Linked DNA regions of Homo sapiens: region 1 is linked to region 2. A link is an interaction called in ENCODE POLR2A ChIA-PET data of the cell type or tissue named here. Cell type or tissue: IMR-90. All regions are shown on one strand. Links, peaks and the distances in the headings refer to the core of each region. The heading gives the core; the rest is flanking DNA.

Region 1 (2,916 bases), core at 188-2,687, 700 kb before region 2:
ATTTTTAAAAGTTTATTTTTCCCCACTAATGTTTAAGTAAAATTTATTCTTCAGAAAGAGTGTGCCATGTCTATTATATGGCTTCCAATATCCATGATGAAAACATCCCAGCTTGAGAAGCACTGATGAAGGCAACACTTCGGAATGTGGAAAGGATTGCTGAGCAGCGCCAGTTTGTGGGAGATGGTTTTTATCTTTTTGGTGCTGCTGACCTATAAGAGTAATGAAAAAATTCAAAAGTTGGGGGCCACATAATCGGAAAAAAAATTAATTTGTTCTTTGGTTTGCAGTTTGAGAGGGGAAGAAATACAAAGCTGGTTTTATCAGCTTTTTTTTCTTAATTGAAATTTTTTCAATATATTCCTTAAGTAATTTTTGTAAAATTATGGCAATTGGAGGTTGGAGTGAAAGAATGGACTAAGAAAAAAGACTGAGCTGTGACTAGAAAAGGACTGACATGAAGCAACAGATGTTATGTAGGTGAGAAATGAGCAGGAATTAGGCTTACAGAGAAGAAACAGGGAAGATTTTGTAGTATGTTCATGGTGCTGCTGATGTTATGTTTGTTTTATTTGTTTGTTCATTTAAGTAGAGGAGTTTATTTTGTGCCCTTACATCCCTAGGCCTTTTGCAGCCTCCTTCCCTTATTAATAGCACCTGACCCAATTTAGGATAAGCCTAAAAAAGGGCTATTCCCCATAGGGGCTTATAGGACTAGTTTCATGCTCAGACAGGAACTTTCAGATCCACCTGTGCAGAAATGGACTAAATACATAGGTGGGGTTCACTCTGCAAAAGACTTAGAGAAGAGGAGGAAAGAGTTTTAAGTACCAGTAACTATGCATTTAAAGCTGATGAAAGCAGTGAGGAGCTAATAGCCTAAAATGTTGTGTTCTGTTAATTGAACATTTTAAAATATTCATCTTAATTCATAGGTTGTGAATCCATATGGAAGCAACCAAAAGTAACCGTCTCTCCCAGATTCAGTGTTACAGTTCCTTTCAAGAGATTCCAGGAAAATAGACACATTTCTTTCAAAAAGCTATGTGCAAAGGCACACCAACTTGTTATGTACCTCAGAGCTCAAAGACACAAAGATGTACTTGTGTTTAATAATTCTATAATTTTTAATTTTTTAATTACATGTATGGTAAGTGGTGAAAAGCTTTTTTTTTTTTTTTTTTTTTTTTTTTGAGATGGAGCTTTGCTCTTGTTGCCCACACTGGAGTGCAATGGCGCGACCTCGGCTCACCGCAACCTCTGCCTCCCGGGTTCAAGCGATTCTCCCACCTCAGCCTCTCGAGTAGCTGGGATTACAGGCATGTGCCACCATGCCTGGCTAATTTTGTATTTTTAGTAGAGACAGGGTTTCTCCATGTTGGTCAGGCTGGTCTCGAACTCCCGACCTCAGGTGATCTGCCCTCCTTGGCTTCCCAGAGTGCTGGGATTATAGGCGTGAGCCATCATGCCTTGCCAAAAAGCTCTTTTGACTAAGACAACAAAAAAAGTTAAGTGCCTTAAGTTGGGACTGGTAGATACAGGACTCTGTTGGAGGTTGGTTCTAGGCTCAGCTCTGTCTCTGATCAGCTGCCTGACTGAGTAAACCATGTTAGGTTTCTGGGCCTGAGTGTCTGTTCTTAATTGTTGGGGTAGATGAGGACAGTGATTTTCAAACCTTTTTTTAGCTTGGAACTCTTATGTTTAAACAAAGTCTCGTACAGAAATATAAACAAATAGAACCTATTTGCACAGACCTGTTTGGGGCTAGAGATTTTATCCTTGATGAACACCAGACTGGGTTACTAAATTTAGCTCTAAACCTTTCTTTTTGTTGTAATTAATATTTTTCATTCCTGTCCAAAATCTTGACTTTCAGGCATTCTTGGAGTCTTTTCTTTTTTTTAATTTCATGGAGCTACAAAATACTAGAGCGACCCTTGTGGTTTTTCAGTTCGAGTTCTAGATCCAAGAGGTGAGGGTGGACTTCAGGTTGTCTGAAGTCTCTGAAATTGTACACAAAATGTTGTGTTTTTTGTTTTTTTTTTTTTAACTTTTTAGGGAAAAGATACATAGTTTTCATCTATACTAAGAGTATAATACTATTTTATTTTTTATGATATGTTGGAATTGAAGATGATTATTATACATTCTTTAAATAGCAGAAAAATTGGAAACAACCTGTATAGCCAGGAAACTGGTTAAAAAGATTGTGAGTTGCCATTTAAAATGACATTTAGAACAAATTATTTTAATAGTATGGGAAAATACTATTTAAAAAAAGCATGACACAAACTCACATATACCATATGATCTCAGCCACTTTAAATTACGCAAATAAGACTAGAAGGAGGTGTATCAAATTATGTTATCTCTTGGCATTTGGGATTATAGATTTATTTTCCCAGTTTACTATAATAAGCATATATAACTTCCATAAAAAGATTTTTAATGTAAAGCATTTCACAGAAATGACAACAAAATGATCTGTGGCTCTAGTAGCTTTCTTGTGTAATATGATTATTATTATTAAAACTTTACTCTGCACCTACTGTTTCTATACAGTTGTCTTTTTCTGTTAGCTACTAGAACAGTGGCATGTAATCAGGTATGTTCATCAGAGCCGTACATGGAGTATTTAAAAATGTACATGTCTCACTCTATCCCCACAGCTTCTGATTAAGTAGATGAAGAGTAGGGCTAGCATCCGTATTTTTTAAAAGCTTTACAAATGATTTAAATCAGCCGCCTAACTGAGAATGTAATCTATAACCAGAAGCTGTTGAGTATGATACTTACCTTCCGCTTAGCAGCAAGCATCAACGTTTGAAGCCTTCACTTCACATTTAGTTGTTAAACTTAAGGGGAAAACAGCATATTTGAGTTATACAAAATAAACCCAAATACGGGTGCTATACA
Region 2 (2,916 bases), core at 253-2,752:
CTGTGGCCCAACTTGGCCAAGTTCTGGACCAACTTGGAGCACCAGTCTAGACCCAACCCAGCCACACCCGCTGCCAGGGTCCCCTGCTGTCCCTTCATGCTGGCTCTAGGCCCTCTGTCTATCTCCCCAAACAGGCTCTGAGGGCAGAGTTGGTGTTCCATTCTCTGCTGAATCCCAGTCCTGGCATGTGGGGCACCAGATGGTTATGTGCTCATGTGTAAAGGTGAGCAGGTGCTGATGTGCCACATGTATCCTTTTAGGCCATGGCGAGTGTCACTGCGGGGAATGCAAGTGCCATGCAGGTTACATCGGGGACAACTGTAACTGCTCGACAGACATCAGCACATGCCGGGGCAGAGATGGCCAGATCTGCAGCGAGCGTGGGCACTGTCTCTGTGGGCAGTGCCAATGCACGGAGCCGGGGGCCTTTGGGGAGATGTGTGAGAAGTGCCCCACCTGCCCGGATGCATGCAGCACCAAGAGGTACTGGTTCCACTGACAGCCCCACCTTACTTCTCACCCAGGCCAGGCCTGTGGTCCAGCCAGGCAGCCCTCAGGGCCGGCTAGCCTCCACTCCTCACCTCCTGCATCTCCCACCCAGCAAGCCTCGCTGGGGAGCCGCATTCTTACCAACCGTAACTGAAACTGTGGCTTTCAAATGCTGGTTCCATAAGGGTTTTGTAAGAAAACAAAAACAGAACAAGAAATACAAAACTGCTACTCTGTTCCTAAACACGTTTAGAAATCACGAAATCACAGAGTTAAATGAAATTAAATTGGTGTTGGTACCAAAAATAGCACCTTCTCAGAGCCTTGAGTGTACTATTGTGTGCTTTCACAGGAGAATACAGTGTGCATCTTTTTTCAAATGAATTAAATCCCCCACACTGATATCTCCCAAACAGTGTTTCACAGAACCCTTATGGGAAATGCTGACAAACATCATCAGAAGGTAAATTGGAAAGAGGCCGGGCATGGTGGCTCACACCTGTAATCCCAGCTCTTTGGGAGGCCAAGACGGGTGGATCACTTGAGGTCAGGAGTTTGAGACCAGCCTGGCCAACATGGTGAAACACCCGTCTCTACTAAAAATACAAAAATTAGCGGGGTGTGGTGGCACGTGCCTGTAATCTCAGCTGCTCCGGAGGCTGAGGCAGGAGAATGGCTTGAACCTGGGAGGCGGAGATTGCAAGATCGCACCACTGCACCCCAGCCTGGGCAACAAAGTGAGACTCCGTCTCAAAAAAAAAAAAAAAAAAAAGTAAATTGGAGAGAAAGGCACCCGACCTAGATAAGGCATGCCAGAAACCACTGCAAATGGCTTTTGAATTTTCTGCTCCATTTATACAGATAATAGAACACGGGCTCTGTGCTGCTGCTGAATGCAGAGATTGTCTAGACCTGGGCCCCAGCCTTCGCTGACTCGGCCATGGCCTCCCATAGCCGTGCTGACCTCCTCCTGCTCAGCCCCGCATGCTCCACCAGAGTGCAAATGAGAGGGAATTACAGAATGATGCCCCTGGAAAGCAGGAGTGACATTTGCTCTTGGAGTTTGCTGGAGAAACAGCTGTGTCATCATTACCCATGCTAAGGAGGAAGGGACACAGAGGATCAGAAACAAATCATAATACAAACGTCGCTTCTCTTTGGCTGAGGAACGCATCTGTGATTTTCTCTTGGCAGATTTCCCTTCCAAATGTCTGGCTCGGGCTGATAATGAAATGAGTTCATGCTCCCTGCGCCTGCAGCGGCTGCTGGTCAGTCTGTGCTCGGAAACGTTCTGGGTGGCAGAACCCCTGGTTGGACATTTGCCATAAATAACCCAGGCGTGGGTAATTGAAAGCTGGCTGCAGATGGAGAGACAAGATAGACAGGGCTGGGTTTTAATGTGTTTAATTGGAGGAGATGGGGGAGAGTAAGGAAGAAGAAAAACAGATTCACTTTAGACCTGCTAAGAGCAGAGAAAAAACAGATCCAAGTAGAAACAGCCCGGGGAAGGTTAGGATCCTGGATCTGGAGCCCAGATAGCTGTGGCCATCCCAGCACAGAGTCAGCCATTATCCACGTTTTGTATCCGAGGGAGGTGCCCCCAACCTCCAGCTCCCAGCAGCAGAACCTTTTTGAGCCTATGCTTCTAGTCCTTGGGGCACACTAGGTAAATGGGGAGTTGGGGTCAAGCTAGGACAATACACATGGAGCTCATCAAATGAGTCTTGCCTTCCTATGGAGCAGCAGGCAATGGAGGATTGGCTTTAAGTCAAAGGCCCAGGGGAAAACAGCTCTAGCTTTAAATGTTTAAAGCATTTATTTCTTAGAAGACATAGACTTAATAATTTATTATTCATTACACAATATGAAGGGAGCAAGGAGAGCAAAGAGATGCCACAAGGGAATATCACGATTCCTTTTTTTTTTTTTTTTTTTGAGACAGGGTCTCACTCCCGCCACCCAGGCTGGAGTGCAATGGCACCATCACAGCTCACTGCAGCCTTGAACTCCTGGGCTCAAGTGATCCTCCTGCCTCAGCCTCCCAGGTAGCTAGGACTATTGGCTTGTACCACCACACCTGGCTAATTTTTATTTTTTTGTAGAGACAGGGTCTTGCTATGTTGACCAGGCTGGTCTCAAACGTCTGAACTCAAGCAATTCTCCCACCTCAGCCTCCCAAAGTGTTGGGATTACAGGTGTGAGCCATTACACCCAGCCCACTATTCCTTCTTATTTGTCTCTGGGCCACACTGACCCTCTGTCTCTTTCACAGCCTAGGTGGAACTTTTTTTTCTTTTTAAACGAAGTCCTTTTGATGGTGACTTACATCAGAGTCTGTTTTTTCTACTTGCTGCTTGTTAGGAGGCACCAGGTTTTGAATGTCCTACATCCTTTTTTTTCTGGGGGTTTCAGGGCAGCCAGTCTTCG

Evidence for each region. ChIA-PET counts read pairs that join two places held together with the same protein. Peaks named below come from ENCODE experiments on the same cell type or tissue, not always from the same donor. Only the 100,000 strongest peaks of a DNase experiment are listed, where the experiment ranks them.
Region 1: POLR2A ChIA-PET joins it to region 2 with 5 read pairs; 1 of 35 experiments calls an interaction of 5 or more read pairs at or near these places.

What each region holds. Positions count from the first base shown.
Region 1 is chr3:125,469,622-125,472,537 of GRCh38, reverse strand. The region is part of intron 8 of SNX4 (sorting nexin 4); the gene reads left to right. Among named protein-coding and RNA genes, the nearest start is that of SNX4, 49 kb to the left of the region's middle. In IMR-90, for the core only: no CTCF peak of the experiment used is centred there; no DNase peak of the experiment used is centred there; H3K27ac peaks cover 288 bases.
Region 2 is chr3:124,771,257-124,774,172 of GRCh38, reverse strand. It overlaps ITGB5 (integrin subunit beta 5), which reads left to right. Exons shown (of 15, transcript NM_002213.5): 11 at 261-483. Among named protein-coding and RNA genes, the nearest start is that of MIR544B, 40 kb to the right of the region's middle. RefSeq lists enhancers at 646-1,360, 1,361-2,076. In IMR-90, for the core only: no CTCF peak of the experiment used is centred there; a DNase peak (open chromatin) is centred at 1,642; H3K27ac peaks cover 207 bases.